2 separate regions of the Homo sapiens genome follow, and region 2 is linked to region 1. A link is an interaction called in ENCODE POLR2A ChIA-PET data of the cell type or tissue named here. Cell type or tissue: PC-9. All regions are shown on one strand. Each heading gives the region's core, and the rest is flanking DNA. Links, peaks and the distances in the headings are about the cores only. Region 1 overlaps LOC101929750 (a long non-coding RNA gene). Region 2 overlaps LINC02257 (long intergenic non-protein coding RNA 2257).

What was found. ChIA-PET counts read pairs that join two places held together with the same protein. Peaks named below come from ENCODE experiments on the same cell type or tissue, not always from the same donor. Only the 100,000 strongest peaks of a DNase experiment are listed, where the experiment ranks them.
Region 2: POLR2A ChIA-PET joins it to region 1 with 6 read pairs; 1 of 35 experiments calls an interaction of 5 or more read pairs at or near these places.

What each region holds. Positions count from the first base shown.
Region 1 is chr1:221,087,688-221,090,606 of GRCh38, reverse strand. The region is part of intron 5 of LOC101929750 (a long non-coding RNA gene); the gene reads right to left. Among named protein-coding and RNA genes, the nearest start is that of HLX-AS1, 210 kb to the right of the region's middle. In PC-9, for the core only: no CTCF peak of the experiment used is centred there; a DNase peak (open chromatin) is centred at 1,136; H3K27ac peaks cover 772 bases.
Region 2 is chr1:221,949,294-221,952,212 of GRCh38, reverse strand. The region is part of intron 1 of LINC02257 (long intergenic non-protein coding RNA 2257); the gene reads left to right. Among named protein-coding and RNA genes, the nearest start is that of LINC02474, 16 kb to the left of the region's middle. In PC-9, for the core only: no CTCF peak of the experiment used is centred there; no DNase peak of the experiment used is centred there.

The DNA of each region.
Region 1 (2,919 bases), core at 166-2,665:
CTCCAGCAAAACTCTCCACCAAAATCATCCTGCATTTTTTCACATCCTTAAATTAGTGGGAACGATGATTATTATTGTTATTGTCCTTGACATAAATTGGAGAGGGTCAATGATCCTGAGTTGTTAAAATAAGGCCAAAGAGTTTAAGTGACTTACCCATGATCTCACTTGGGCTGCAAAGTCAGGACCAAAGCTCTGAGCTCTTTTTGGCTGCTCCATCTGAGGTGCACACAGCTGCCCCATGTGTTCCAAGAGGCATGAGCTGAAGAGGAAGGAAGTTGGTCCCAACGAACTTTACTGGCTACTGGGACCATGGCATAGTTGACTTATTTTATAGGTGCTGTCTGATTGTGATGCTAAAACCTTAACAAGGCTTGAACCTCTTCTTTTATTTTTATTTTGCTGTCTAGAAGTATCATAGAATCACTTGATATAATCACTTTGAATTTTCTTGTTATTTCACAAGCAACATCCAATAGTTTAGTATCAGATTATTAGATAATGATTAATAATTCCTGGTTTATAATTACTTATATTAAACTATGGCCTGCTGTACAATTATGACTGTCAAAACCTCATCACACAGCAGGGGTCGAAACTAGTAAGATATTGCCCTGGGATTAGCCATTAAATCATCTGGAAATTGAGTAACCATCATCATATGGCAGTGATTTACTTATTTTTCACAAAAAAAAAGTTTATGTTACTCTAGCATTCTCTGAGATAACATTTTAGGACTCTTAAGAATCTAGAAAAGGTGATAAATATCTGCAGTTCTTTTCTTGTTCCCTATGGGGAGAAACTTTATACAATCACAGATATATATGTAGAGAATATCATGTAAGCCGTTGGTTTGGATCCATAAACATTTTAGGTTTGCTTTCCTGGATACCTAAGTTTGAAGGGAGCGTGGTTTCATCCACTTATTTAGACAAAAACATGAAGAAATTAGACTCTGATAATTTCTGAAATTTGCCTCAGAGAACTCACATTTTTGCTTTACAGACACATGCCTTGGAAGTTTTAGTAAGTGAGGTCATCTTCCTCTAATGTTTGCTATGCTTAATGACAATACAAATATGTTGAATTTATTAATTCACTTGTTCATATAACAAATATTTTAAAAATGTCTGCTATGCTGTGTTGTACTTGTAAGGTGACTCTGGATTTTAAAAAGGCCTGATTTGTAACATTTGGTGACTCCTGGGTGTATACACTCCCCTGTGGCTGATTTCAAGCTCCCAGTGCAATGTCGCTGAACACAGACTAGGAAGGAGATGAGCAGAATTGGCTCTGCCAAGCTCGTATGAGGCAGCGCCAGCCCACCCCTGATGCTATGTGTTTTATATATATATATGTTGTGTGTGTGTGTATGTATATATACATGGCATATATATGTGTGTTATACATATGCTATATATGTGTCTGATATATATGTGATATATATGTGTTACATATATGTGTTTGATATATGTAATATATATTTGTGATATCTGTACCATATGAAAATAGAAAAATTTATCTAAATCATCAAAAAAAGTTAAGATACTTTGATTCATTTCTTATTCAGGTAATAAACTGGAGTTCAAATTGAAGAGAGTAGTGAAAAAATTCTGGATGCTTTATTAGTTCTATACACAGGTTTTATTTCTGTGATTGACACAGATAACTCTGTGGCTGAAACTGCATCAGTAGAAATGTAATTAGTTCATAATTTCAATCATTTAATTGAATACTTGTAAATAATATTGAAATAAAATTTACATTTTCATTCCTTGGATATAAACCATTGACCAGTGTACACCTATGATTTTAGTTCATTTAGGATTGTATGGTGGTGAAATTAGTGTCATTTCATTAATATAAGCACATTCTTTATGTCAACTGGTCAGAGTAGTCTACTAAATTTTAAGGTTTGAGGTTTAATATTCTATGTTCTGTTGCATGGCTAGAGTACATCTACAGGCATGCCAGTAATCTTGTAGTGTCACAAGAGAATTTGATAATAGGGAATTGAATGATTAGTATAATCTATCCTCACTATTAAAAAAAAGTCAAAGGTAAGCCCTATGGATGACAATTTAAACACGTGCAGTGTGTCCAACATAATGCTAAGTTTATCATAAACTAATTTCTATAATGGTTATACAGGGTAAATATTATTATCTTAATTTATGTATGGAAATAGCTAAAGCTTAGGACAGTTTAGTAATCTGTTCCAGGTCACATAACCAACAGGGGTTGAAGCTCTGGTTCTTCCCTAGTACTGTCTGACTCTAAAGCCTAGGTTATCTTCAGAAGACAGAATAACCTACAATTTATACACAAGACAGTATAACCTACAATTTATAGAATCGTTATAAAGAATCAATAAGACCAGGATTGGAAAAGCTCTTGGAAAATTACAAATTGCTCCGTAATTGTTTTCAACTATAAAGTAATCCTTGTTAATTACTCAGAAAAAATATTTGCTATGTGACTAATATAAACATCCAGTGGGTTGCTCCATTCTAGTCAATCAGCTCCAGTCACCAGTTAATTTCTTCTCTGAATAAAAAATAAGTAGCACAATCTTAGCTTTTTCTGATTTCAAACACAATCAAATAATAAACCTTAATGCCAATCCCAATGCCCAGTAGGGTCTGTTACATGTTTTATAAGTATTTATGAGGTATTTACTGAATCCCAAAGAGTGATTACTGAATTGCTTTTCCATTAGAAGACTCAGCTCTAGTCAAATGGACTCACAAGCAGGATTAATAATTTGAGTTCATGTGGCTCATGCTCCCCAGTAGATGCATACATTCTAATGGGTTGTTTTTTAAAAACTGTGACTTTCTAAAAATTCTAAAGGTAGTACTACAACTATTTTATTTAAGAAAAGTATTGCAACTTTCCCTGGAAGTTTTATATTAAATG
Region 2 (2,919 bases), core at 186-2,685, 860 kb before region 1:
CTGGTCTGGTGGCTGAATATGTGGAACTGGCCCCGTATACCCATACTGTTGTCTATTTCTATAAGTGTAGGCTTGAGGACACCATGGGCAATAGTTACTATTGGGGTTTCAATAAAGAGTGAATAGAGCTGGAGGAGTCGATGGGCAGAAAATAAGTGTGAAAGGTGCATGGAGGATATTAACACTTGAAGGTTTTGAGAACTGTAGAGGGTAAGTGGAGCATAGCTTGTGATTTTGAAGGCCTCTAGAAGTATTAAAGTGGCAGCTACCACCACTTGTAGATATGAGGGCCAGTCTAGAACTGTGAGGTCAAGTTGTTTGGATAGAAAGGCTATAGGTTTTGGGCCTGGCTCCTGTGTGAGACCTCCAGCAGCACAACCTTGTATTTCAGCTGTGTGTAAGGAAAAAGGTTGGGATGAGCTGGGGGAGCTGTTTCTAAGGCCTTTTTGAGAGAATGAATGAAAGAATGAGGAAAGGACTTAGGGTCTTTGGGATCAGCTAAATTGCCTTTAGTGAGCTTGTAAAGTGGTTTGGTTAGGATGGCAAAGCCTGGTATCCAGAGTTGGAAGTATCCAACAATGCCTAAGAAGGAAAGGAATTGTTGCTTGGTGGTAGGGATTGGGGTCTGGGAGATTAACTGAACGTGGTCTGCAGGAAGAGCACATGTATGTTGATGGAGGACTATGCCAAGATATGTAACACTAGGGGAAGAAATTTGAGCCTTAGAGATGGATACTCAGTACCCCTTCAAGTAGAGATGCTGAAGAAGTAGGATAGTGTCCTGCTGGGAGGATTGGTAAGAGGGGCTGCAAAGAAGAAGGTCATCAACATATTGAATAAGGTGGGAGGTAGATGGGCAAAAAGATAGTAAGTCATGAGAGAGAGCCTGACCAAAGTGATATGGGCTGTCCCTAAAACCTTGGGGTAGGACAGTCCAGGTGAGTTGCTGGGACTGGTGGGTGTCAGGGTCAGTCCAAGTAAAGATGAAAAAAGGTTGGGAGGAGGGATGTAAAGGAATAGTAAAGAAGGTGTCTTAGAGGTCAATAACTGAATAATGAGTTGTGGAAGCAGGTATTGAAGACAGGAGAGTGTAAAGGTTTAGCACTATAGGATGGATGGGAATGACGATTTGATTAATAAGGTGAAGATCCTGAAACAACCTGTAAGACTTGTCTGGTTTTTGGACAGGTAGGATAGAGGAGTTGTAAGGAGAATTTGTAGGCTTTAAAAGGCCATGTTGTAACAGGTGAGTGATAATAGGCTTCAGTCCTCTTAGAGCCTGCTGTGGGATGGGACACTGGCAATGAGCAGGGTAAAGGTGATTAGGTTTTAATGGAATGGTAAGGGGTGCATAGTCAGTTGCCAAAGAAGGAGTAGAGGTATCCCATACTTGTGGATTAAGGTGGGGAGACACAAGGGGAGGATGCAAAAGAGGCCTTAAATTGAGCAAAAAGGCAGCAATGAAGTGTGGCTGTAGCCCAGGAATAGTCAGGGAAGCAGATAATTTGGTTAAAATGTCTCAGCCTAATAAGAGAAGTAGGCAGGTGGGGATAATTTAAAAAGAGTGTATAAAAGAATATTGTCCAAGTTGACACCAGAGTGGGGGAGCTTTAAGAGGTTTAGAAGACTGGCTGTCAATAACCAAAACAGTTATGGGGGCAAGGGAAACAGGCCCTTTAAAAGAAGGTAATTTGAAGTGGGTAGCCCCCATATCGATTAAAAAGGGTTACCCTCCACTGTAAGAGCTACCTGAAGCTCAGTGTCCGTGATAGTCCAGGGGGCTTCCGAGGTGGTCAGGCAGTGTCAGTCTTCAGCCACTAAGCTGAGGAGATCTGGGAAGGAGTCAGCCAGAGAACCTGAGGTTTTTGTTCCAGCATGTCTAGGAGAGGCTGTAATCCTAGTTGGACAGTCTGACTTCTAGTGGGGTCCCACACAGACAGGACAAGGCTTAGGAGGAATCCTAGGCTGCGGGCATTCCGAGGCCCTGTGGCTGAGTTTTTGGCATTTGAAGCAAGGTCCATGAGGAGATTTTAAAGAAGTGCCTGGAGGCTGTGGTTTGGTTGTTCTGAAGTTTTTGTGTGCTGAAGGCATGGCCGGGGTTTGTCTTACAGTGGAGGCAAGCAGTTGCAGCTCTGAAATACATTGCTGCTTTGCTGACTCTTCTCTATTGTTGAACACCTTTAAGGCATGGTTAATTAAGTCTTTTTATGGGGTTTGAGGGCTGGAATCTAGTTTTTGGAGTTTTTTCCTAATGTCGGGAGCAGACTGGGTAATAAAATGCATATTAAGAATGAGACAGCCTTCTGGGCCTTCTGGGTCCAGAGCTGTAAAACGTCTAAGGGTAGCTGCCAAGTGGGCCATGAACTGGGCTGGGTTTTCATCCTTACCTTGGGTGGCTTCTTTAAGCTTGTCATAATTAACAGCTTTTTATGCTGCCTTTTTGAGCCCTTCAACTAGGCGAGAGACCATACAATCTCACCTAGCTGTACCTCTGGAGCCTGTTTGGTATTCCCATTAGGGATCCTCTCAGGGAACTGCCCTGGTGCCTTCTTGGAGGCCTGGCTCATGACTCCAGCAGTTGTCAGCATGAGATTGGGCTAGGTTATAAACTCTTTCTCACTCATCTGGGAAGAGGGTAGAGGTCAGAATGATGTTTAAGTCACTCCAGATTAAACTGTAGGACTGAGTTAAATATTGGAATTCATATATGTATTTAGTGGGGTCTGATGAGAAAGAGCCCAAATGCTGACTGATTTGGGAAAGGTCTGATAGAGAAAAAGGTACATGAACCCTTACTATGCCCTCAGCTCCAGCCACCTCTCTAAGAGGAAATTGTTGGGCAGGTGGGCGAGAGCTAGTCATGGAATGAAACTGTAAGCTGAACCGAGTGTGAGGAGGGGAGATGATAGAAGAATTATA